Linked DNA regions of Homo sapiens: all the other regions are linked to region 3. Evidence: chromatin loops called from intact Hi-C (ENCODE). Cell type or tissue: heart right ventricle. All regions are shown on one strand. Each heading gives the region's core, and the rest is flanking DNA. Links, peaks and the distances in the headings are about the cores only.

What was found. A loop is a pair of places that touch in the nucleus more often than their neighbours do. Peaks named below come from ENCODE experiments on the same cell type or tissue, not always from the same donor. Only the 100,000 strongest peaks of a DNase experiment are listed, where the experiment ranks them.
Region 1: it touches region 3 in a loop (2.6-fold over the local background); 13 of 110 quality-filtered maps call a loop at or near these places.
Region 2: it touches region 3 in a loop (1.8-fold over the local background); 13 of 110 quality-filtered maps call a loop at or near these places.

The regions. Positions count from the first base shown.
Region 1 is chr3:161,178,183-161,188,634 of GRCh38, reverse strand. All of the region lies in intron 1 of LOC124906300 (a long non-coding RNA gene), which reads right to left. It overlaps LOC105374186 (a long non-coding RNA gene), which reads left to right and starts at 2,667. Exons shown (of 5, transcript XR_007096149.1): 1 at 2,667-6,653; 2 at 6,744-6,828; 3 at 6,967-7,049; 4 at 9,503-9,612. In heart right ventricle, for the core only: no CTCF peak of the experiment used is centred there; a DNase peak (open chromatin) is centred at 7,139; H3K27ac peaks cover 617 bases.
Region 2 is chr3:161,166,296-161,174,978 of GRCh38, reverse strand. All of the region lies in intron 1 of LOC124906300 (a long non-coding RNA gene), which reads right to left. It overlaps LOC105374186 (a long non-coding RNA gene), which reads left to right. Exons shown (of 5, transcript XR_007096149.1): 5 at 1,411-1,491. Among named protein-coding and RNA genes, the nearest start is that of NMD3, 51 kb to the left of the region's middle. In heart right ventricle, for the core only: a CTCF peak has its summit at 3,110 (motif pointing right); a DNase peak (open chromatin) is centred at 3,658; H3K27ac peaks cover 1,669 bases.
Region 3 is chr3:161,100,700-161,108,699 of GRCh38, reverse strand. It overlaps B3GALNT1 (beta-1,3-N-acetylgalactosaminyltransferase 1 (Globoside blood group)), which reads left to right and starts at 3,351. Exons shown (of 5, transcript NM_003781.4): 1 at 3,351-3,465; 2 at 4,294-4,381; 3 at 5,183-5,273; 4 at 7,467-7,561. LOC124909453 (a long non-coding RNA gene) reads right to left here and starts at 4,019. Exons shown (of 2, transcript XR_007096147.1): 1 at 3,815-4,019; 2 at 1-2,129. RefSeq lists silencers at 3,447-3,536, 3,547-3,796. In heart right ventricle, for the core only: a CTCF peak has its summit at 3,501; DNase peaks (open chromatin) are centred at 3,649 and 3,909; H3K4me3 peaks cover 3,146 bases; H3K27ac peaks cover 5,301 bases.

The DNA of each region.
Region 1 (10,452 bases), core at 2,453-10,452, 77 kb before region 3:
ATTAGACACATTTGTCAAAAGTTTTTGTCAATAATCCAGTTGAAAATAAGGTTAAAAATCTTTCTGAGGTTCTAGTTATGAATGAAAACTACTTAAAATTTTAATAAGTTCAAGGAGGGAGAAGTAAAAAAAATAATGTCTTAATAAGACATTATTAAGTAATCAGTATATAGAGGAAAGGTGTGTATGCATGGTATTTGGAAATGTTTGGAAAATACCAAGCAGATATATTACTTGGATTATGGTATATATTATTGTTTCCATTTTGTTCTTACATGGGAAAACCATTGACCAAAGATTAGCAGGGATAATAGAAATTCCAGTCAAATTATGCAGATCTGCAGAGCTCATGATCTTATGATGTAAGTAATTTGATAATTTACAAATATTAATTTGTACCCATTCTACCCGGAAAGTCTCCAGCAAATTTCAACTTTCTTTCTATCCGTACTTGACAGTGGCTTACACCTGAGCTTTATCATCTTTTGTTGGATTATTTTTTATTTTTGTAAACAAATTTTATTTTAGCGACCAGGTGTAGTGGCTCATACCTGTAATCCCAATGCTCTGGGAGGACTAGGAAGGAGGATCACTTGAGGCCAGGAGTTCAAAACCAGCCTGGGCAACATGAGACACCACCTCTAAAAAAAAATTTTAATTAGCTGGGCATGATAATTCACACCTGTAGTCCTAATCCTAGTCCTAGGTGGGAGGATTGCTCAAGCCCAGGAGTTTGGAGGCTGGAGTGAGCAGTTATTGCGCCACTGCACGCCAGCCTGGACCACAGAGCCAGACCCTGTCTCTAAAAACAAAATTTATTTCTCACAGTGGGAAAAAAAATAAAAATAAAATTTAAAAATAAAAAAATTAGTTTAATCAATGTAAGATGTGGATACCATTTAAAAAATCAAATAATATGTCATGTTGCTAATAAGCTGTATTGCCAAATACTATTTTTAACTAGACATTATCTGTCAATGGAGGATAAGATTATCACTCTCTTACATCTCCCTCCTGCATACTTTTTCTCACCCCTCCCTTTAATATAGTTATGATAGCACAATTTCTAATTAAATGAAAATTCGGTTACTACTATGATAGTGTAAATACTGTTCACTACAGGGCCAAGTACGTTTCTATGATTATGTTTCTTTTTTTGAATAGCCTTTTTTCTCCTGTAGTGAATAACTGTTTCGTTTTCCTTTTATTTTTTGTTTTTTATGAATCTATTGTTAATGTTTTCTAAATGCTCCATCATATGTGTCAAATACCTATTGCTATTATTTTCCAAATGGTCATACAAAGCAGATAATTTACCAATTCCATCTCCCTTCACCCCTCTCCTCATCCCCGAGGCCTACATATCCTTATTCTGATCTGGGCTGGCTGCTTTCCAGCCTGCTGCATAACTGTCACTCTGGGATCCCTTTGTCATCATCCTCAGACTTTCTAAAACCATGTTTTGTGTTAGATTACAGCAGCATCATAAAAAATAAATAGTTAGTCTTTGTCCCTGGTTCCTGGCACAGAACTTCTAAACCCCTTGTAATTTCCTGAGTGATAGGCATGTCTTTTTTTTTTTTTTTTTTAATTTTACTTCAAGTTCCGGGATACATGTGCAGAACATGCAGGTTTGTTACATAGGTATGCGTGTGCCATGATGGGTTGCTGCACCTATTGACCAGTCCTCTAAGTTCCTTCTCCTCGCCCCCCAGCCCCCAACAGGCCCTGGTGTGTGTTGTTCCCCTCCCTGTGTCCATGTATTCTCATTGTTCAACTCCCACTTATGAGTGAGAACATGTGGTGTTTGGTTTTCTGTTCCTGTGTTAGTTCGCTGAGGATGATGGCTTCCAGCTTCATCCATGTTCCTGCAAAGGACATGATCTCATTTCTTTTTATGGCCGACTAGTATTCCATGGTGTACATGTACCACATTTTCTTTATCCAGTCTGTCATTGATGGACATTTGGGTTGGTTCCATGACTTTGCTATTGTAAATAGTGCTGCAATAAACATATGTGTGCATATGTCTTTATAGGTGGAAATATTCCCTTTGAAAACCAGTACAAGAAAAAGATGCCCACCACTCTCACTACTCCTATTCAACATAGTATTGGAAGTTCTGGCCAGCACAATCAGACAAGAGAAAGAAGTAAAGTGTATTCAAATAGGAAGAGAGGAAGTCAAATTGTCTGTTTGCAGAGGACATATTCTATATTTAGAAAACCCCATCATCTCAGCCTAAAATCTTTTAAAGCCAATGAGCAGCTTCAGCAAAGTCTCAGGATACAAAATCAGTGGGCATGTCTTTTCTTATTATTCATAGCAAGCTTTCCATTTTTTAATTTTTGTTTGTATTTATTTTTATTTTTTATTTATTTTTTTGAGATGGAGTCTCACTCTGTCACCCAGGCTGGAGTGCAATGGCGTGATCTCAGCTCACTGCAACCTCCACCTCCCGGGTTCAAGAGATTCTCCTGCCTCAGCTTCCCGAGTAGCTGGGATTACAGGCACCTGCCACCACGCTTGGCTAATTTTTTTGTATTTTCAGTAGAGACAGGGTTTCACCATGTTAGCCGGGATGGTCTCAATCTCCTGATCTTGTGATCCTCCCACCTCGGCCTCCCAAAGTGCTGGGATTACAGGCGTGAGCCACCATGCTTGGCTTTTTTTTTTTTTTAATTTTAAGAGATGGGATTTCACTGTATCGCCCAGGCTGGAGAGTGCAGTGGCATAAATCATAGCTCACTACAGTCTTAAACTGCTGGGTTCAAGCCATCCTCCTACCTCAGCTTCCTGAGTAGATGAAACTGCAAGCACATACCATCATGCTCAGCTACTTAAAAAAAAAATTTTGTTGCAGACAGGGTTGTGCTCTGTTGCCCAGGTTGGTCTCAAACTCCTGGCCTCAATCAATCCTCCCAAAGTGCTGAGATTACAGGCATGAAAGACCCTTTTGATCACACCTGAATTTACGCTAATCAGATGACTAAGGGTAGGACCCCTAGATAGCTTCAGGATGGAACTGATCACCAGAAAGATCAAGTGATTAGAAGGTTGGAATTTTCAGCCCCACTCACTGACCTCTGGGGTGTGGGGGTGGGGTGGAGATTGAGCTTTATAAAAACTCTTGAACAACAAGATTCCATGAGTTTCCAGATTGGTGAACATATTGATGTGCTGGGAGAGTGGGCACCTGGAGAGGGCATGGAGGCTTTATACCACCCCTACAGCTAGCCCTGTACACCTCTTCTATTTGGCTGTTTCTGAGTGGCAGTCTTGTGGGACCGGGCCCTTAACCTGTGGGCTCTGATACTAACTCCAGGACTTAGTGTCAGAATTGAATTAAATTTGGGGACACTTAATTGGTGTTGAAGAATTGAATAGAGAATTGTTATAGGAAACCCACATACCTTTGGTGGCAGAATTACCCATTTCTTATATTCCAGGTTTTTCCCTTTTTTTTTTTTTTTGGTTTTTGGATTATCTGTTCACTTTTCTAGAGCATATCCTTCCTGAGAAAAGAATGGATGTGTACATTTTGAGTCCTTCTATGTCTGTATTCTGTCTTCAAATGTGACTGCAAATTTGACTGAATTGAGTAGAGTTGCCGCATATGGTTGTAAAGATTATGCACTGCAAAACCCTAGGGGGTCATTTTTATTCAAAGTGTTTTAAAAATGCGAACCAAAACCGAAAAGCTCTAGGGGATGTCATTCACTGCATGTTGGTTTGGATTGAATATTACTTTCCAGAATTTTGAAGGCATTTTCTCATTTCTTCTAGCTTGCAATGATAATGTTAAAAAGCCTGACGTCACTGTGATCGTCTTCTTTTCCTCTTCTTTCAATGTGTACTGTTTTCTTCATCTCCCTTCACCCACTTCCATGCCTCTCTCTCCTTTTTCTCCACAAACTTAAAAAAAGATTCTCTTTATCTCTAGCGTTCCAAGATTTCACAACAAGGTAACTTGGTGTGGGCATTTTCTCAACTTTTCGCATGGACTCTGTTGGTACTTTCAATCTGAAGACTAATATTCTTCCATTCTGGGAGATTTTCTTCAATTAATTTTTGGTAGTTTCCTCCCCTCAGTTCTCTCTGTGGCCTTCTCTAAATCTTCTATTAGTTACAAAGTGAGCCTCTTAGACTTAATCTCCTCTTCTTTTTGTTAATAGTTTCTCCTGTCTTTTATCTCTTTATGTTTTTTATTTCCTAAACTTCCTCAACTTCCAACTCTATTTAAATTTTTAATTTCAGTAACATTTAACATATTTAAATGACTAGAAAAAATTTTAAAAATGTTTTGAATTAACTAATTTATTTACAGAAACATCAATTCTTTTTTAATTTTTATTTTAAATTGTAAATTGACAAATTATAATTGTATATATTTATGGGGTACAGGATGTTATGATTTATGAATACAATGTGGAATAATGGAATCCAGCTAATTGTCATATCCATCACCTCAAATACTTATTTTTGTGGTGAGAACATTTGGAATTTACTCCCTTAGCAATTTCTTCTTTAGTTTTATTTTGTTTTTAATTGACATAACAATCATATGTACTTAAGGAGTATACTGTTTCAATGCATGTATACATTGTGTAATGATCAAATCAGGGTAATTAGCAAATTCCTCACCTCAAACATTATCATTTCATTGTGGTGAAAACATTAAAAATCCTCTCTTCTAGCTATTTTGAAATATACATTATCACTAACTATAGTCGTCCTACTGTGCAATAGAACAACAGAACTTGTTCCTCCTATCTAAGTGTAGCTTACTTTGTACCTGTTGACCAACCGTTTATCTCTATCTCCCCTGCCGCTCTGCTTTCTCCAACCTCTGGCAACCAGTATTCTACTCCCTACTTCTATGACATCAATTTTTTAAAATTCCTCATATGAATGAGATAATGTGGTATTTGTCCTATGCTCGGTTTATTTCACTTAACATAGTGTCTCTAGGTTTATTCATGTTGTTGCAAATGACAAGATTTCATTATTTTTTATGGCTGAATATTATTCCATTGTGCATATATATATATGTATGTATGTATATATATATGTATGTATCACATTTTAAAAAATCCATTCATCCATTGATGACACCTAGGTTGATTTCATATTTTGGCTACTGTGAAAAGTGCAGCAATAAGCATGGGAGTGCAGACATCTCTTCCACATATTGATTTCAAATATTTTGGATAAATATCTAGAAATGGAATTGCTGGATCAAGAAATTTCTTTATTTCTTTCCCATAGTTATCCTGTTTTTGCTTAATGGCTACAATATACTTATATATTTTAATTCTCTGAGGATATTTAGTATAGCATTTTTTTAAAGTTGTCTTTGCTTCCTCTGGGTTCCTATTTTCTGTTTGTTTATTTTGATCTCTCATATGTTAAATGATTCCTAAAGAATATGTTGATCTTTGGCCATCTTTCCATGTTAAAGGCTCTAAAATTTTATAAGTTCTGGCCTGTGGACAGGACTTGCCAAATAGTGGATGATCTGGTAATATATCAGCCTTTTAAGTCAGTCTATGGAGGTATTTTCTCTAAAACCTTTCAGTATTATTTTTTGTTTTTCAACTTTTTACCTAGGAAGAACATACCAAACTACTGGTGCTCTGGAAGGGATAGAGAAAGGAATCTGGGGGTCCCAAAGTCCAGTATTAGTCCAGTATTTAGAATTTCATTAATCCCCCTGCGTGCAACCCTTTATTTCACCTTCACTCTCTATCACTTACAGTGTGTTTAAGACCTACTCCTCTGGTTCAGTCTCTCCAGAAATAAGCCACGATTGCCTGACTAGGGATAGTCACCGATGCACAGGAGAGGAAACAGGGGTCTAACCTCTTTGTATACTAGCAGATCCCTCTGGTTTCAGTGCCATGTTTTAATCCATGGTGTCATTCATACTTGAGCCCTTCAGGTATTCTGTAGCAAAAACAGGTTCATTTCTTGAATTTCAGCTAGTCTATAGCTGAGATCACTTTGCTTAAATGAATGACTTATTTTACAATGACCTGTGATCTGATTTTGTAATATCACACGTTTTAAACCTTTGATATTTGACAAACCTTCCAAAATCAAATTATAAATCATGTCTTTTTCTGACCTAATTAATCCTTTAAGATATTAGTAACAGGTTCCCTAAAGTCCAAAAATGACATATTTGCCTTATTTGGTATAAAAATTATACAGGAAGCATTGTCAAATATGAAATGGTGTTTGGTTTTCTTTGGGCTGTATTTGTATAAATATGTTATTGGTATGTGTTCCAAAATTATGGGAAACTCCTATAATTCTGATATGACTTAATATATGTTATCAGTAATAATTATAATTGTTATGTTACATTATTGTATGCCACAGAGGTAACAAATTTCCTTGTCAAAGTGCCTTTGACTATAGCTGCCCTAAAACTTTTTGCCATCCATGGACAATTGTTATCTTGGTTTGATCGGTTTTATAATCAGCTATAAAATGCTAACAGGTGCTTTTTAATGCAGGTTTCTGATAACTTTGGAGATTGTGACATCAGGATAAAAGAAAACTTTCAGGACTCATGGAGAGCTGAAATGTTCATGAATGTCAAATAGAACAGGAATTAACTGCATGGACTAAACTAACAGAAGTCCAAAGTAATCTTTTTAACTTTTTACTTAAAACATTGGTGATACTTTGTTTTGTTTTTCAGAGCCGAGAAAACTTTTATTTTAACCTATTTACAGCTTTTAATGAATGAGTATACTCCTATGAACAACATTTGGATCATATTTGTTTCTCTCTGATTTCCACAGAATTTGGAAACTATTTGTGAGTATTTTTAACTTATGACAATACAGTTATTTGCATAAGTGCAATAAGAATCTGTTTTCATTTGTAACAGGACCCAGTTGGAGAAACTGGTTATTTTACCAAGGCTTTGACTAGAATGGTGTGCTTTCCTTTAAGGAATCAAACTGACTTATGGAGCCAATCAAAGCCCCTTGGAAAAACTGGCCTCATACCTTTGTCTACAGAGTTCCTGACCTGTGGTAAGTAAAGAATGTCACTTTCTGACAGGCCTAAGTTTATCTTGGAAGCTCAAGAGGAGAGGGATTTGGCCAACTCATAGGCCTTTGATGGCACAAATCCATGGCTGGGCTCGGCTTTAAAAAAGTCTTATCTGAGATTCCTTCTATGGAACAAAGTTCCATCAAAGCCAATTTAAAAGCCTGTGTTAAAAAGTATTATTCCTCCTGCAAATAGTCAGGCCAGGTATAATAAAGCAAACCAGTGCTATCATGATTTGTCTTTAGTAAAAATGGAAACTAGAGAGAGAAAATTTATGGCTCAAAAAGTATAGTACACCTGTTGTTAAATTCTAGTCTTCCCTAGTGTTTTTCCATTTTTATTAATTTCTACAGTTTGGATGGAATTCTAATTTTTCTTGGCTATAAGTCTTCAAAATAATGTTTTCAATTTTTTTCTTCGTTTCCCTATTTTTCCTAATTTGGAGTCACCAGAAACTAAGCTGTGCTTTCATAAAGCCCTGCAAACTAAAGCTAGACAACTTAAACTTCAGAATAACAGCAACCTGTTTACATACATAAGGCACTTTCATACCTGCCTACTGATGTATGAATTTCAGAGTAATGTGGTCTGTATCAGTTTTCCAGGATTCTTCTTTTGTTTGTTGTTGTTTTTCTCCTTTTCTCCCCCTACTTTCTCTTCATAGGACTTGAGACTTCACAACCTTCTAAAAATGAGCTTTCCTAATAACTTGAGACCTATGCATCTAGGAATAAACCATCCTAACCATGAGAGATCAGACAAAACCTGAGATCAGAGAGACTCATTTTCTTCTAAAATGCTTTCTCCAAAAGATTTTTAAAAATAAAATGGGGAAATTGTGAAAGGAAAATACCTTGGATCCCCAAAATCACTTAGCTAAAGGGAAAAGTCAAGCTGGGAACTGCTTAGGGAAAACCTGATTCCCATTCTAGTCAAAGTCACTCCTCTGCTCACTGAGATAAATGCATATCTAATTGCCTTCTTTGGAGAGACTAGGAACTCAAAAGAATGCAACCATTTGTCTCTTATCTACCTATTACCTGGAAGCCCCCTCCCCACTTTGAGTCTTCCCACCTTTGCTTTGAGTTGTCCCACCTTTCTAGACTGAGACATTGCTCATCTTGCATATGTTCATTGATGTCTCATGTCTCCCTACAAGTATAAAACCAAACCGTGTTCTGACCCCCTTGGGCACATGTCATCAGGACCTCCTGAGGCTGTGTCATGGGCATGCGTCCTCAAATAAACTTTCTAAATTGAGACCTGTCTCCGATTTTCAGGGTTCACAAAGGCAAGTAATGGGGACTCATAATATCAATTTTTGTCTGACATATTTTACAATAAAATTTATTAAAATATACAGCAGGGATAAATACCAGATTGCAAGTTAAAACTTTGGTTCCTAGTCCAACTCAGCAGACAAGTACCTCTTGCCCCAAACAGACTATCAATTTGCCTAATGTTGCAAACTCTTTAGATAATCTACTTGCTTTCTGACTCTCTGCTTTCTTTCTGGCAGAGGCTCTTCCCCATTACAGAGATGGAAAATGGCAAATTATCACCTTCCTAGCTCAATTGCACTTACAGCATAGCCATATAACCCAGTTCTGGTCCTATTCCTCTGAAAAGTGTTGATCTTTCTTGTTGTTTTAGAAGGCAGTTTACTTGGATGGAAGAAAACTTCCAATTTTGTCTCCTCTGCAGCAGGTGGACACCTGAAATCATTACTTAGTGATTTTAGCCTTACCTTGGCTGCTTAGAGCCTTTCCTTATATATATTTATGGCTTAGGATTCATCTAGCAATTTGGGCAGAGTTTATATAGAGGATTTGGACCTCCCCCTCTCTAGCTCTCTCATTTCCAGAATTTCCATCTTTACTTTCCAGCTGTTTTAGCCACTCCCAACTCCATCCTGTTTTTTTTTTTTTTTTTTTTTTTTTGAGACAGAGTTTTGCTCTGTCACCTAGGCTGGAGCGCAGTGGCACAATCTTGGCTCACTGTAGACTCTGCCTCCCAGGTTCCAGTGATTCTCCTGCCTCAGCCTCTTAGGTAGCTGGGATTACAAGCACACACCACAATGTACAGCTATTTTTTTTTTTTTTTGTATTTTTAGTAGAGATGGGGTTTCACCATGTTGGCCAGGCTGGTCTTGAACTCCTGACCTCAGGTGATCCTCACACCTTGGCCTCCCAAAGTGCTAGGATTACAGGCATGAGCCATGGTGCCTGGCCCATCCTCTGGTTCTTAAAGCCAGTAAAAGTGTGGGTTTCTGTGCACAGGGTTCTTGGCTACCCTTCCTGGGCCTTGTCCTCAAGCTACAAGGCTTTAAAAATGGGAAACTTCTTCAGTGAAATGTTCTTCTCCCAATTGTAGACCCAGATTCTTCCTGCTTCTAGTCTCCAGTGCTTTCAGGTAATTGTTCACTTTTGCCCAGAGTTTATAGTTGACATACGCAAAAGGATTGGATTAATAGAAGGTACTTCACAATTACCTCACAACTCTCAGAAGACAAAAGGAATATGACAATGGACTCATCATTTTCAGGTATTCAACCTTACTGAATACATAATATGCAGAGGGTCAAAATCTGTACAGAAATTGCTGAATATTGCTTTTTTTATAAAATATCCCAATTACTTTCTTTGAAGAATGGCTAATATTAATTAATGTGTTAATTTTTATTAATAGGCTAATGAAAAATATTCATTATTTTAATATACCTAAAAGAGACAAAAAACATTAATTTTTATTATACTGTAAAAAATGAAATATTATTAATGTTCCATTGTCTTCACTTGGATTGACTTAACTAATTTAGGGTCTTGCTCAACATTTATCACCAATAGCAGTCCCAGAAAATATGGTCACTTAATAAGTTTTTAAATTAAATCTTATACAATGACTAATGTATACAATTAATGCAATCATCCTCTTTGCTATTTTAATTGCAAAAGTATATTTTATGAGTCAAAATTTAGGATGAAATAAATCTTACCCAACAGATTTTATCAGAAAAACAAGGTACCCTATTTCAGGCTTTTCAATCGCCAGAAATTAATGGGATCCAAAATAGTAGCTATAAGAACAATATATATGGTAGAATAACAGAAAGTGAATTGACCTGGAAGAGGCTAAAAATGTCTTCTCTCATTTTCCAACATTCAAAAAATATCTCCTGCTATGTAATTCTGTATTTATGATATTCCTGAGATTGTGGTTAAAAGACAATAGACACATTTCACATGAGCAGTCATGCTGAATAAAGTAATAAACATTGTGAAAGCAAAAGGAGTAAAGGTTAGAAGTAGAGCACATTTATTTTAGACCCTCCAATTGCAGACCTAGCTGACGTGATGGGACAGATCCCCAGCTTTGCTGACCCTT
Region 2 (8,683 bases), core at 1-8,000, 66 kb before region 3:
AACATAGCGAGACCCTGTCTCTACAAAAGAAATTTTGAAATTAGCTGGCTATGATGGTGTGCACCTTGTAGTCCTAGCTACTTGGGAGGCTGAAGTGGGAGGATTGCTTGAGACTAACTAGGAGTTTGAAGCTACAGTGAGCTATGATTATGCCACTGCGCCGCAGCCTGGATAACAGAGAGAGAACCTGTCTCTCTAAAAAAATGGAGTTCTACTAGTAAGGAAGAAGAGAGAAATTATTATCAGGTATGCAACTACTACTCTCTGCTAGGTGAGGTGAAAGAAAGATTATTATAATAATTATAAAATTATAAGGATATATAAAAATATAATAATAAAATTATAAGGATATAATGCTGGATGCAGAAAAGAAAGAAAAGAAAAGAAAAGGGATGAAAGCAATTTTAGAGAACATGATAAAATGAAGAACAAAGGTGACCCAACATAAGAATAATTGATGTCCCTGAGGTAAAAGTCAACAAACAGAACAGGAAAAGTATTTTGAAATAAAAGAAAGTAAAATGTTACTAAAACATAAAACCTGAATCTGTAGTTTGATAGAATACATTCTATATAAGAAAACAAAGACATAGGTCAAGATACAATGTGGTGAAGTTATTGAACTACAAAAATTAAAAAAATTGCCAGGTGTGGTGTTGCTTGCCTGCAGTCCTAGCTACTCAGGAGACTGAGGCAGGAGGATCACTTGGGACCAGGAGGTTAAGGCTGCAGTGAGCTATGATCATGCCACTGCACCTGAGTAACCAGGTGAGACCTTGTCTCTGAAAAAAAAGAAAAATTCTAAGAAAAAATTTAAAAAGAATTCAGGAATTCAAGCAAAACAAGTCATTTATAAGAGAAAAAGTCAGGATGGCCTCAGACTTTGACATGAAAAACATCAATGACAGAAATGAATGGAGCACTATCCATCAAATGCTGAAAAAAAGAGGGATCCAAGAATATTATATGCCTGCAAGATATTATTCAGTCATAAAGTCAAGCAGCAGGCATTTTCAAAAACTAGAGAACTCATAAAATACAGCAATATTATTAATTGGATTATGTCTCCCCAAAATTTGTATGTTGAACTCCTAACCCGAAATGTGACTATATTTGGAGGTAGGGCCTTTATGGAGGTAATTAAGGTTAAATGAGGTCAAAAGGAGAGATTAATACAATAGAATAAATGTTCTTATAAGAAAAGGAAGAGACACCAGAACGTGTTCTCTCCACAGAGGCATAGAGGAAAGGCCATATGAGGACATAACAGGAAGGTGGCCATCTTCAAGCCGGAAGGAGAGCCCTCTCCAGAAACCCAACTCTATGGCATGTTGGTCTCGAGTTCTGGCCTCCAAAACAGAAAAGTAATTTTGTTAAACCACCCAATCTTTTTTTGTTTTTGTTTCTTAGATGGAGTCTCGCACTGTCACTGCAATGGCGCGACCTCGGCTCACTGCAACCTCTGCCTCCTGCATTCAAGCGATTCTCCCACGTTCAAGCAACTCTCCTGCCTCAGCCTCCCGAGTAGCTGGAATTAGAGGCACCCGCCATCAAGCCCAGGCAATTTTTGTATTTTTTGTAGAGAAAGGGTTTCACCATGTTGGTCAGCCTGGTCTTGAACTCCTAACCTCAGGTGATCCGCCCACCTATGGCTTCCCAGAGTGCTGGGATTACTGGTGTGAGCCACCGCGCCTGATGGCATTTTTAAAATAGCAGCTACAGCACACTAATAGAAGCACCTATGAGCTCTCTGTGAAAAGTTTAATTGATTATAAAACTCAGCCAGCCAAGAAATGAATCAAGATTTTAAAACTCATTTGTGGCAACATGGATGGAACTGGAGATTATTATAAGTGAAATAAGCCAGACACAGAAAGACAAATATTGCATGTTCTCACTCATATATGGGAGCTAAAAAAAGTTGATCTCATAAAAAAAAGTTGATCTCATAAAAAAAGTTGATCTCATATGATAGATGCTAGAGGCTGGGAAAAGTGGGTGGGTGGGAAGGGGAATGAAGAGAGGTGGGTTAATGGTTACAAACACACCAATAAAAAGTTTAAGTTCCATTGTCAACAGTAGAGTAGAGTGACTACAGTTAACAACAATATATTCTGTATTTCAAAGTAGCTGGAAGAGAGGACTTGAATTGTTCCCAACACATAGAAATGATAAATACTCAAAGTGATAGACATGTCAAATAAATACCCTGACTTGATCATTACACATTCTATATATATAACAAAATATCACATATTATCTTATTACCCTATAAATATGCAAAATATTATGTAGCAACTTTTAAACTTTTTTTTAAAGATTGGAAAACTCAGTATTGGAAAAGACATAGTTGAAGGGCAAGTAGTAAACAATGAATCTATGTAAATGTAAAATGAAGGATCAAAAGCTGGGGTAGTAAAAAAATATATAAACAAATACAATCAGGGAAAAGGGGTAGGACTTAGCAATGACAGCTGGCATTTATTTGGTGTTCATTACATTGTCGGTACTGTTGTGTTACAAGAAAAACCTGGGGTGGGAGGGGTGGGGTGGGGTGGGGTGGGGTGGTGGGAAATAGTTGAGAGACCAAAGAATGACTTGGACAAGTCCGGCTTGGTAAGCAGATGAGTTAATCAGGACTTACACACAGGGCATTCCTGGGCAGCAGCAGGACAACTACAAGATCTACCCCACTGCTCTTCTCTAAACTGCTTTTAAGTTAATTTTCTGGCTCTTTGTCCACTATTATGTTTCCAGCTATGCTCCAGGATGTTTGGGTTCTCAAGGACACCTGCCCTTCTGCTGAGCACCAAGACCTTGGCTCATTGCCTAGCCTTCAGGATTCAAGCAGTAGACATAAACCTTTAACTAACCTGGTGGGGTCCTGCCACACTACATTTCCATATAGTAACTCATTCAATTTCACAACAACTCTTTGGGGGTAGTTACTGTTTTATCCTCATTTTACAGAAGAGAAAATAGAGACATAAAAATAGGTAATTTGCTTGTAATAAATAGGTAGTACATTGCTTATGATAAATAGGTAGTACATTGAAGAGCAAAGCCTTAAATGAAGGTGTTAGAATCTACAGTCTTAGCAACTATACCAAGATGCTTTCCACTAGGGGGACCAACTGTACTGGTTTTAGTGCAAAAATTCCCAAATCCCAAGGTACTCCTCACTCCTAGGCAAACTGGGATTGTTGGTCACCCTACCTCCCAGTATTAATCCTATTATCTTTCATAGCAGCAAAGCATTCAATGCTAAAATTAAAATGTAATTTTAAAAAACAGTAATGAACATAATGACTCCAAATCCTTAATAGTTTTTATAATCTTTTGTGTTAACCTTAGGAGATCTAAGACACAATCTCTCTTAATGGTAAAGAAGCATTTACCCAAAGTAGACAAATTTTTTCATTTTTAAATTCTGTGTTTCAGAGGATTTATTTATTTATTTATTTATTAGTTTTTTCAAAATTATTGTCTTTTGTGATGAAAAGTGCTTCCCATGCATTGGAAGGGGAAGTTTTAGAAGCCAAAGCTCCCCAAATAGATTGTAGGCTCCGGTTAGAAGGACGTAGCTATCTGAGGAGAAGCAGCAGCAACAGTTTAGAGTGAGCTCACTGGCCTGGGGATGGGCCAGAACCAAGAGCTCACAGATCAGGAGGCACTGAGGACAGGAAAGATGAGTCAGAAGCTTGGCTGGGTGAGATTTCAGATTTGCCAACAGAGCAAGTCCCTCATCTCAACTATTGACCTCTGGAGGAAAGTAGTTGCCCCCTTTGTGTGTCTGGGGAAAAACAATTTATTCAAGAGTCACAAAGTAAGGAAGTGGCCAATACTGTGCTTGGACAGAGAAAAAGTCCTACTAATTGTGACCAAGCTTAAAAAGTTGTAGATGTTAAAAAAAATTAAATCAAATAACATTTGCATGGTCTCTAGTAATGTACCTTGAATATAGGAGATCCTCAAAAAATGTTAGCTCCTTCTCCTTCAGTGGCATGGTAGGCCCCTTGGTGTTTGTAACAGTGCTTTGCAATTGGTAACGGCTCACTAAGAACATATTCCATGACTGTGAATGGGGCTGATGGTCATGACCAGATCATCCAGGAGATGACAATTGTACAAAACAATTTCCAGATTTATAGGACTGTCTTTCTCTATATCATAATCCCCTTTCAGCATCCCTTGAGTCCAATTTCTGTCTTCACCATCTTCTAGAGAACTGGGACCCTATTGTTTTATGGAATTTTCCAAACAGTAGTCCATGGGGCCTCTTCTTTTAATAGCATTTCAATGCTAGATTTCAGATTTGTTTCTCTTACACTGGACCCACACAGCACCTCTTTTTGCACACCAACTCTATCCCTAAGTGGACTGTTCCTCATCCTGCTCTGAGGGACCAGCCGTGTCACCCCATCACACACAGCTTGGACCTAGCAGAGGAATCCATCCTAACTATTGGACTGTGGGCTAGCAGCCCTCCAGAGCTGACAGAAAGCATTTTTTTAAAAACTAAAAATAACCAACTTGACCCAGCAATCCCATTACTGGGTATACACCCAAAGGAATATAAATCATTCTATTATAAAGATACATGCACATGTATGTTTATTGCAGCACTATTCACAATAGCAAAGGCAAAGACATGGAACCAACCCAAATGCCTATCAATGATAGACTGGATAAATAAAATGTGGTACATATACACCATAGAATACTATGGAGCCGTAAAAAGGAATGGGATCATATCCTTTGCAGAGACATGAAGCTGGAAGCCATCATCCTCAGCAAACTAACACAGGAACAGAAAACCAAATACTGCATGTTCTCACTCATAAGTGGGAGCTGAACAATGAGATCACATGGACACAGGGAGGGGAACAACACATACCAGGGCTTGTTGGTGGGGTGAGGGGAGGGAGAGCGTCAGAATGCATGTAGGGCTTAATACCTAGGTGACAGGTTGATAGGTGCAGCAAACCACCATAGTACATGCTCACCTATGTAACAAACCTGCATGTTCTGCCACATGTATCCCGGAACTTAAAGTAAAATAAAAATTTTTAAAAATAACAAACTTAACACTTCCCCATCTTCATATTCTTCTTCCTTCCTCCACTTAAAAATTAACTATTTAAAATTAACTATTTAAAAACCATGCTGCATTTTACTAGAAGTATTTAACATTTTGCCAACATTTTAAACTCTGATTATTATTCACACATTCCACAGCAAAGCTATACTATCTTTGTTAAATATAATGGTTATTTGTGTCCACTCATTTTCATGGCTTTTCTCCTAATTCAGACCATTAATACCCTTATGCGGATTCACTGATCTGCCTTGCTTCTGAAGGAGGATAGGAGCTCCAGCCCCTTCACCACATCCAATTCATCCAACTAGAATGCCCTAAGCATCTTCATGAAGCACAGATTTGATCATGTGACTCACCTCATTAAAAACCTCTGATGATTTTCCATTGTTGAAGAAGCTGCCTCTCAAGTCATACCTATCTTTGTAACACGTATGATCCCTAGTCGCCATAAACATTGGACTTCATTCTACACTCATCTGTAGGCCACCATTCAAAGTATTTCTGACATTTTGAGTATCTTCCAACCACAGAAGTTTTCCTAGACCCTTACCTCAATCTATCCCTCCTCCATACTCCAGTAGCACTTATTTTTTGTACCTGTTGTCACAATCTGTCTTGTGCTAAAATTATGTTTTTCACAAGAAAACATCAGCAAGTAAAAAATTATATATGTGTATACACACACACACACACACACACACTCACAGGTTCCTTCTATAAGACTGAAACCTAGGAGCCAGATTTGGTAAAAGAGCAGAGGAGGAGGCTTACAGAAAGCAGAATGAAGCAGAAATATGGCAGATCAAATGCCATGTAGTCAAAGAGAATAACAGAAGCAGAAGAAGAGGCTGTGTAGGTCAGGGGACAGGAAGGAAGAGAATGTTTGACAGCTCTCCAGTTCCCATGAGGCCTGCCTGTCTTCCTGCCATAGGTTCAATGAGACTTCTCTGTACCATTGCCCTTCACATAAGCAAACTGATGCTAGAACTGTCATTCCTTGCAACTAAGGAATCTCTTCTTAATACACCTAGCATTGTGCTTTGCTCATTAAATGTTTATTAAATTGAAGTGTTAAACAACATTACATTGAATAGAATTTCCTCAAGTTGAATTGGGACTGAGTAGCCTCTGCAATACAAGAAATGGGTGGACCATGCCTCCAGAATACAACACACCAATGTCTCATGCATGAGGGCTTCTGGTTGTTCCCACTGAACTTATCCTCCAGTACGGAGGAGAGGACTGAACTTTCCCCACTATTTCAAAATGTCTCATAAATTTTACATGAAAAAAATCAACAGTTACTTCTCCAGAGCAACATACATTTATTACCTATGCTATTAAAAATGAGTAATTCAATATTTTATATCTTATTCCAGATTTTCAGTAATTTTGAGGTTAACTTGATATTGATTGACAGAATGAACACCATTACTGGAAAGCTACATGTAAAATATTTAGAAGCACCATCCTATATACTGAATCCACTCGCAGGAGATTTCATTAAGATGTATAGAATTCTGTCTTTGCTGACCTTATTAAGACCAAAGTACAGCTCCAGTTATAACTGAACACAGCATACTGGATCAGAATTGACCTATAGGAAAATGTGGGCATTTTTTCGACACTTCCATTTTGAAATCCTTTCCTGAATTGGAATAAATAAATTTTATAGTAGTCAGTACTGAAACAAGAAATACTTTAATTTAGCTTGTATACAACATATAGGCTATGTTACTAGAAAAAAGTTTTAAGGACATACTGTACAAGTTGTACTTTATAATGATTATCTTCTTGTATGCGCAATTAAATGTACACACATGACCAGAAATTAAATAATATATTCCTATTCTTTGCTTTTGCAATTTTATTTTTCATATGCCCATTTGTGTGGCTAATTATGCAGAGCAGAGTGAGATGCAGAGTCTAGGTCATTTAAGACCAAAAAAATAGAAAATGTTCTCTTTTCTCCACTCAGTTTCATGTCTGGTGGGGAAAATTAGCCAAGAAATTTGATGCTAGTACAGATTGAAAGAGTTGATGTTATATAAGAAATTAAGAAATGTTATTCATTTTGTAACTGAGTGTGTGTGTTTGTGTGTGTGTGTGTATGTGTATAATCTCCTTATGGAATTCCCTTATGGAAGCAATCTGGGTAGACTGTATGTACTTTAAGATGAAAAATAAAAAATAAAGAGAGAATGTTCCAGCATTCTTCAGTCTTTCCAAACCCTTACTGGGTTTGTTAGTCTGAAAGGTTATAGTACTGACCTGGCCAGTTTTACACAACCAAAGCTGAGCTGACATTCAGTCCACTGATGCCCAGGAAGCTGGATATAAGAATGAGTGGAACATCCATGGTTGTGTAAGCTGGATAATGATATTTCCCTCATTTAGCTAACTCTCCCCTTACCCATTTGATCTGACTTTGTCAAAACTGGTCAGATGGATAAGGTCTGGGTTGCTGAAGCATGTAATACTTTTTACTTCTAGAGCTCATTAGGTGCTTTGGGCCAATATTGCAACTTGATTCATTATAAATTTGGTATAATTTAGGGAAAGGATCTGTATGGGATAAAAAGTAACCAAAATTATTCTGTCCTTTTTAGATACAGTATATGTTTCACCCTAAACATATTTTTTACTTTTTCCTCTTCTTTAATGAATATGATACAGTATTAAAAGATCAGTTAAGTAGTGGGCGCAGTGGCTCACGCCTGTAATTCTACCACTTTGGGAGGCCGAGGCAGGTGGATCACTTGAGGCCAGGAGTTGGAGACCAGCCTGGCCAACATGGTGAAACCCTGTCTCTACCATTTAAAAAAAAAAAATTAGCTTGGCGTGGTGGCACATGCCTGTAGTCCCAGCTCCTCTAGAGGCTGAGGCACGAGTATCACTTGAACCTGGGAGGAGGAGGTTGCAGTGAGCCAAGACTGGGCCACTGTACTCCAGCATGGACAACAGAGTGAGACTGTGTCTCAAAAACAAAAACAAAAACAAAAACAAAAACACAAAAGATCAGTTAAGTAAGTTCTGGGACATTATGCAATGAAATATTCATAGAATAATATACACTCATTTACATTATATGTCTAGAGGTCAAAAAGTGCTTTGATATAATATTAAATAAAAAAGAAATAAAATCCCACATTTATAATATGATTTTGATTATGTAATGAAAATGTACTCACAGAAAAAACACTGGAAGGAAATATATAAAAATACACCAATTGTGTTTAGGTGTCATTAACAAGTGATATTTTCCTTTTATTTTTAAACTTTGCACATTCTCCTTAATGAACACACATTATTTATTAATGGCAAAATAAGCTTAAACAGTGTAGTCACAAATGTACTCATTTTATGGTCAGGTGTGCAATGAAAAGAAGGCTTTAAAAATTTCTTTGTGATTGATTTGATCTTATTAATAAGCTCCTGACCCAATAGGTAAGAAGAAAAAGCCACATTTTATTTTAATCTTGTAAACATAGTCCAAACCAAACTAATTAGACTGCCTTTCAAAATTTAACTCAGTCTCTGCCTGAATGGCCCACATAAATGGTATTTTTCAGGGCTCCACAT
Region 3 (8,000 bases), core at 1-8,000:
TGGCTGCAGGCATCTCAGAGAGGAGAGGGAGAAAGAGAGAGAATCCACAGGGACTTGGTGACTGACTGGACATGTGGAATAGAAAGAAGGATGAAGTGAGATTTGAACTTGGATGAGTGATAAATGGAGCTGCTTTATACAAATCAGGAATCCAGGAGAATAAGCACATTTTATGGGAAGGTACTGAGGTTGGCCTAGACATGTTAAGTTTGAGGTATCTCTGAGACATTTGTTCGCCAGTTTCCCTACCTGCCAAATGATAGTAATGACAGTATCCACCTCCACAGTATTGGTGTATTAATAATCAACTGATAAAGTGTATGTGAATATACTGTATTAATGTTTAAGTGTCACATACGTGTTACTAGCATGACTCTCGCATGTATTTGTAATCTGAAGGACAGAGGCAGAAGGCTGAAGATATTGTCTACATTTGCACAAAGGCAGTGTCATATATCAAATTCAGTAAGACAGGAAGTGCTGGAGGAAAATGCTGAAGAGAATGAAAGATGTGGATAGTCAAGTAAGAAATATAACAAATCATCAATTAGAAATACACCCCAGCTGCTTCTAAGCATAATAAATTGTCAAAGCTTTCCATCAAGTGGAAGAAGACAGTCACAGTCAGATTTTGGAGAAGGCACATATTGAAAAATTCAACTGAACAATTAGTAGAAGCATTTCCTGTAGATTAGAAACCCTGCCCAGAACCACATCTGCCTTGAAACATATATAGCACATATTACGAAAGAACTGTTGTTACATTTCAATTTTCATCTGCAGACAAATTTAAGGTTAAAATGTAATATAGCCTTAAAGGTGACTGCTAGTTCAAACTTATCATTAGGCATATGGCTTCCTAACTCTTGATTATATGTTCGGAAAATTGCTAGGAAGGTTTCCATCTTATTGGTCAGATGGTATGTGAGTGTGACATATAACTCTTTGATGTGTGCTTTTCTTCTGGAATTTGTAGATAGTGCAGGATACTTAAATTTATTTTGCTTTTGTGAAGTAAGCAAATAACCTGACTTTAAACCTCAGTAAGGCTATTCAGCTAAATTCCATATATATCTATTGAAGATATATTACAGCAAGGCAGTGCGGTAGGGCCTGTCTCTTCCCTCAGGTTGCTGATAATCTCATGGCAGAGACATCTGTAAACAAGTTCTGAGGCAAGTGAGTGCTCACAGAATTATAAACAGGTTTGGGTAGTTTGGGGAGAGAAGTGAGTAAGAACAATAGCTGCCATCAGATATCATAAATTTGAAGTTTGATGATTTACTTTCAAGAATAAGGTTCCTGCCACTTAGTTTAGCTAGTTCTGGCCACATTATCTGCAGCTCCTTCCATCAAGAGGCAGAGACTATTTGCCTGCCCCTTGGATTTGGAGAGGCCTCACAATTTGCTTTGATTTGTAGAATTTGGCATATATGATCTTGTGTGACTCCCAAGTCTAGGCCTTAAGAAATTTTACAGCTTCTGCCTGCTCTCTTCTGGATGTTGCCCACAGACCAAAAACATAGCCTACTGCAGGATAAGAGGCCACATGGAGCCAACAGCAGACACATGAGTGAGGCCACCTTGGACTTTCAGCTTAGCTGATTCTCCAGTTCAGGGATCAGCAAACTACAGCCTGTAGGCCATAGCCTGCTTCTGTATGGCCCTTGAGCTATGAATAGCTTTGGGTTTTTAATAGTTTATAAAAATTAAATAAAAAAGAATATGTGACAGAGACAAAGTCTAAAATATTTACTATCTGATCCTGTTTTACAGAAAACTTGGCCAACCCCTGCTACAGCTGAATGTATCTATACGAGTGAGCCAAATCAAAACCAGAGAGGAACCACATAACCAACCTTCAGAATTATGAGAAATATTAAATTGACATTTTTGCAAGCAACTATATTTTGGGAGAGTTCGATCTGCAGCAATAGATGACTCAATCACAAGCTGATAAATGCTACACAAAGAAAAAGGAGACTGCTTCAAAGGAAATAATCTCATAAAGGTTTTGGGCCTTTTTGTCTCACTTACTTCATTTAGGAGAATTTCTTACCCCAATCTGTTGTCCATGGCTCTGCTTTGCATTCCAGGGAAGTTTTGGCAGCTATGAGCACATATACCTGCTGGTTACTCAAAGGACATTCAAAACATTTTAAAAATGAGTATTGAAATACAACTTTTCTAAAATTTTAAGAAACGGAATTTGTAAAATATAGTATTAATGCCCTAAAGCATTCTTCCAAATAAGAGGTCTATTTTTTCAGCATATTAATCTATCTGCAGTGAAACCTGTCTGGTTTTGTTATTAATGGACCTCCTTGACTTAGTGAGGTGAACTGTCAGCCCAGGTAGGGTGAAGAATGGCTGTGATAAAGGCGTGCAGCAGGGCAGCAATCACTTTACCCTCTGCAAAGGACACAGCTACCTGCCAAGGCTGGAACCAGGAAAACAATCTCAACCATAATTTAGATCTGATTATTATAATTTAGATCTGATTATTTATGCAGTGTCAACTAAGTCCTTGACTTACACTGCTACTATCTAAACTTACTTTTGTTGTATATCCATTTTGATCTCTATATTCACCCCTATTATTTTCAGAGAACCTTCAAACTATCCTAAGTAATTTTGCAGAAAAAGGCTATAAGGAAGAAGCAGTCAGGCCAAAGAGTCAGTAAACAAAAAGAAATGGTGGGCCACGTTTAGTCTTGATGCAAATGTGTGGGTTACAATCAGGGGTGGTGCTCATGGCTGAGCTTGGTAGTGGTTAAATACATGATCCAGACCCACTTGATTTTGAGGAAAGGACCAGTACAATCAATACTGCACATCTTGGTAAAAGGAGTTTGAGGAGATGGATCTGGGAGTTTAGGTCAGCTATGCTCAGGTGTACAAAAGCAACTCCCTGGGACTCCCATCCATACACAGGCCATTGAAACCTGACGTGTCTCTCTTACCCCCATTCCATTCCCCATCGATTCCGGAAGAAGAACTGGCATTTCTTCTGAGACAGCAAAGAACTCCTCCTAAGATTTCCTCTTTCCTAATTAGTTCTGTATGAAGTTTAACAAGAAAATCCCTCCAGGGCCGCCTCGAGGCCATGCACTCACGCAGTTTGGAAAGACGACCAGGGAAAAAGGATCTCAAACAAAAATTCTAGCTCGACGTCTGCCACTAAGTTGTCTAATTTTGGCCAGCATCAACTAAAGGCATACATAACACGGCCGTGCTCGGAATGCAAGGTGACCGCGAGGACCCAGAGGGCGCGCCATGCGAGCTCACAGGGCTGGGGGCCGCCTGGGCCCGCGCGTGCAGCCAGGGGCTTCCGGCCGCGGCCCTGGCGCGTGGTCTGCGCGCGCCCGGCCGTGCGTGCGGATGCGGGGAGGCTGCGTGTGTGCGCAGGGAGAGAACGCCGGCCACCTTCCCGCTTCCGAGCTGGGTGCGCGCCGAGCACAGGAGGTGAGTGAGAAGGGCGGCCCTGCAGGGTCTCCGAGGCGGTTGAGTCCTGCCACTGGGTGGAGGGTATAGCCACCGGACCCGCCTTTCCCGGAACGCGCCGTCCTCGGAAACGCCTAGACCCCGGCAGCTAGGCCGGGAGGCACCGCCCACTCCTCTAGAGCGGAGCGTGGCCCAGGTTGAGCCGCCGCACCGTGGGTCTCGGGTCTCGGTGACGAGCAGCTGCCCGCCTCCGGTGAGCGCGGGAGAAGGGGCCCAGTGGGGCAGTGGGCGACGCGGAGGGCCCAGGCCCAGGCCGCGGCCGCGCCGCATCCGCTGGTTGTCCACCTTGCCTTGCCCCAGGGTGCAATACCTGCCTTGCGTCGCCCGTGCCGCTCCAGCCACCGTCAAATCCGGGTAGCGACCCGGGGCGTTTGCAGCGGTGCCGAGGAAGAGGACGGGAACGGTGTTACGGTATTGGTGGGCCCCTAACAGGCCTGCGGCGAACGCTTTCCCGGAGCGCTAGGGAAGGGCCCCGGCGCAGGGATGTCGGAGGGATTGGGAAGGAATGTGAAACTAAGTGGGGAATGTGGAGAACGGGCGGAGAGAGAAGGAAATCCCACGGGGCTAGGGCTACAGGATTCCTACAGGCAGTGTTAAGGAACATACAGGGCGTTTTAAAAAGATTCCTAGAGGTGCAACGGAGTCTCACTTTTCCAAGCAGTAAGGAATGATGCCATCCTCAAGTACGGGTAGTCTTTGAATTCAGTATCCGTTCGCCTTCTTAATGTTGGATTTAGGAGGGAGATTTGCAGGGCTTTCATGATTTTGTTTCCTCTGCGTTTTGCACAGATTGCCTGCGTTTAGGAGGTGGCTGCGTTGTGGGAAAAGCTATCAAGGAAGAAATTGCCAAACCATGTCTTTTTTTCTGTTTTCAGAGGTAAGGAAAATTTGGGTTTGCAGTGTTCAACTGGGAACAAGTTTTTTAGCTTCTCCCAGGAGGCTTAAGCAAAAGAAGGGCGCTGAATTTGTGCTCTTAGTATGCATGTGTCGATGCCTGATAAAAGCACAAATTACTGAACGCGTATCAGTCTGGAGAACAGAATCGTTTATTACTAACAGATAAGAGACTATGACTTTTTTCCCCTCATAGACTAAAATGTTCGTTCAAATGAATGGCCATTGGATAACTCCAGACCTGAAAATAAACACTGTTGTCAAAACAGCATCCAGGCCGGGCGCGGTGGCTCACGCCAGTAATTCCAGCACTTTGGGAGGCCGAGGCGGGCAGATCACCTCAGGTCGGGAGTTCGAGATCGGCTTGGCCAACGTGGTGAAACCCCGTCTCTACTAAATATACAAAATTAGCTGGGTGTGGTGGCACACACCTGAAATCCCAGTTCCTCGGGGGGCTGAGGCAGGAGAATTGCTCGAACCCGGGAGGCAGAGGTTGCAGTGAGCCGAGATTGTGCCATTGCACTCCAGCCTGGGCAACAGAGTGAGACTCCATCTCCAAAACAAACAAAAAACAAAAAAACAGTGTCCAAGTATAATTTCAGATTAGAGCATGAGGTGATTTGAAAGCGAGAAGAGAGGATCAAGGCTTTTCCAAAAATGAAAAAAGTGTTGATATGTAATAAATGGCTCCAAAAACAACTTGCTAAGTATACAACATTGATTTTAGATGTCATAATTCCTAATGTTATGACTCATATATATTTTTTTCTGTTCTTCTGTTCAGTAGTTCACAACAGATCTGAGTGTTTTAATTAAGCATGGAATACAGAAAACAACAAAAAACTTAAGCTTTAATTTCATCTGGAATTCCACAGGTAAGTTCATCTACTTTTAACTTATAAATTATCCTAATTGGTTAAAAATGCCCATAATAATGCCCTTTACAAGGTTTTAAGTATCGTTGATGCAGCCACGAAGTTTGTTGTATATTCTAGTACGATTCTTTCATCAGAGGATTTGAAGAAATTCAAGAGTGAAGCTCTACTAAGCCATTTTGGATAATATATTTTTTTCTTTTTTCTTGCTTGAAAAATAGAGACAAGGCCACTTTATGTTTCCCAGGCTGGACTGGAACCCCTGGGCTCAAATGATCCTCCTACCTAAGCCTGCAGAGTAGCGAGGACTTCAGGTGTGTGCCACCTCACCCGGCTCTAATAATATATATATTTTCTAAAAAATTGAATTATTAAAATACCATGGTTCTTCAGGAAAACCCAATAACTATAAAAAGTTAATTTGGTGGGTCATATTCAACTTCAAGTTCTGACTCAATTCCCTTTATGCCTAAGAAAATGCTCCATTGAGTACTTTTTCTCTTTCCCCTTTGGATGGATGATGTCTCTTCTTCTTGTGCCCAGCCTCCAGCTTTGTTCCATCCACCATTGGATGATGCAGGTAGAACCCTCTTTTGGGAAATGTCTTTGTCCCTTTCACAACTATATCATGTCCAGACCAAAGAAGCTTTTAACAGGATGGATCATGGTTGCTCGCTATGGGGTAAACTCCCACTGTGTGGTAGATAGCCACATGGATGGGGTCAAGCACGTGGGATCAAACAGGATACTCTTAATGACCTTGCACAACAGATACATTCAAAAGTTACAGTTCATTTAACAGCAGGCTGTTTGGCAAACATCTCTCTTGGGACTATGGACAATGCTTTTATACTAATAAAAAATTGTATATTATAAATACTGATTTGCTTTTGTTACCAGTCCTTTTGGCATATTGTGAATTAGAGGCTAGGGGAAGATGAGAGGATGAGCTAGAAATACGGCAGTTTGTAGGGGGCGCATCAGCATGGGGAAGGAAGATGAAGCCACAGAACATCTGTAGGGTAGGGCCCCAAGTGCTGGAAGGTTGGGAGATTTGGCTGGGGAGATAACCTGCACTCCTTGAATCTCTGAGACATTAAGGAACTAAAAGAAAGCTAGAGTAGGTTATCGGTTTCCCACCCCATGTATTTCTGACTCTGAACACAGGTAGGTAGGTAGGATCTCATTGTCTGTTGCTTCTCTTTCTGTGTCTGTTATCTGGAACTATATTTAGCTATTTTGTTTCCAGAGTTTGTTTTCAAGAATGGAGTTACCACTTTCTATGCAAAAGCAGAATGGAGTAGCTGAGACAGACCCTAGGGCCCTCAAAGAAGATATTTACTATCTGCCTTTTATGGGGAAAAAAGTTTGCCCGCTTCTGGGATAGAACATGGATTTCTGCTAAACTCAAGCTGTGCATTTTGAATAGTCTCATAAAAGTTAGAATACACAAGTCCTCCTGTTAAAACATTTCACAAGCCTGCAGCCACCTATTCCTGCAGCATGTCATAGGGCTCAAACCATATCTCATATCTGGAATTGTATTTGGCTGCTATTTTGGTTACAGACTTTGTCGTTGAGAATGGAGTTACGCACTTTCTAAGATAAAAAATTACCGTCCAGTTTTATCTCTTAGTATTAAATAGTTCCCTTCTCCATACTGATAACAGGCTCTAAATTTATGCCTCTATTGGGCACTAACACATTCTGAGAGTGCAAACTCAGTTCCCTGCTGTGGATTTTGGTCACTAGTTTAGAAACATTTGAGCTGGAAAGCCTCCCCCATGTTCTCTAGGTGGGCCTCACTCATGATGTTTGGTGTGAAATGTGTCGTTGTGAGTCTTCCACCACGCTCTGCATTGAGTGTCGGCAACTTGAGGACAGGGCTTGTCTGTCTGCTTCCCCACTGCTGCCCCAACCTCTAACACAGGTCCAGAACACTGAATGAAGGAATGAAATACCCTCAGATGACTAAAGCAAAGGTAATTGATGGCTTAACTAAGAAGAATAGTAAAGAGCTGTAATATTCTCAATTTAGGGTAGTAATGGGAAGAAATGTTAACTGCAGCAGCTCCCCGATACTCTTCCTCCAGTGGATAAAGCTCTTTGTAACAAAACAGACACAGAAAGCCCAGCTTTCAGGGCAGTCTTGCTGCTGTTCTGCCTGACTTTGTGATCTTTGCTCTGCTCCAGTTTTCTTAGCTCCCTGGACCCGGTTGACCTGTTGGCTCTTCCCGCTGGCTGCTCTATCACGTGGTGCTCTCCGACTACTCACCCCGAGTGTAAAGGTGTGTCTGCTTCTGCTGCATTCTTTGCTCCCTGCCCAGGAATCTCAGGAGGCTGTGAGATTAGATGTGAGGTTGGTCTCTCCTGGGGCACTGTGCCCTGGCAGAAGGAGCTTGGCATTTGGAGTTGAAGGGCTTGAGTTTGGATTCCATGTCTTCCTCTACCTGGGCTGCACTGTTCCCTGGAAAATGGGATTGATGTTAACACAGATTTTACAGTGTCATGAAATGTGCTTTGTAATTTGTAGTTAGAAGCACTATAAACTTGTATAGTGCCCAGAAGTTCACTATGCCTTTAAAAAAAAAAACAGCCCTGCTAAAAATCCTAACATGTATTGCAAATTATTAAGAGTGATTTTTATGTTCTTATTGGAATATGCAGATAGGGCAGAAGCAAAAAGAAAATTGCGGCTAAATTTTCCTTCTAAAGTCCTGCTGCTTT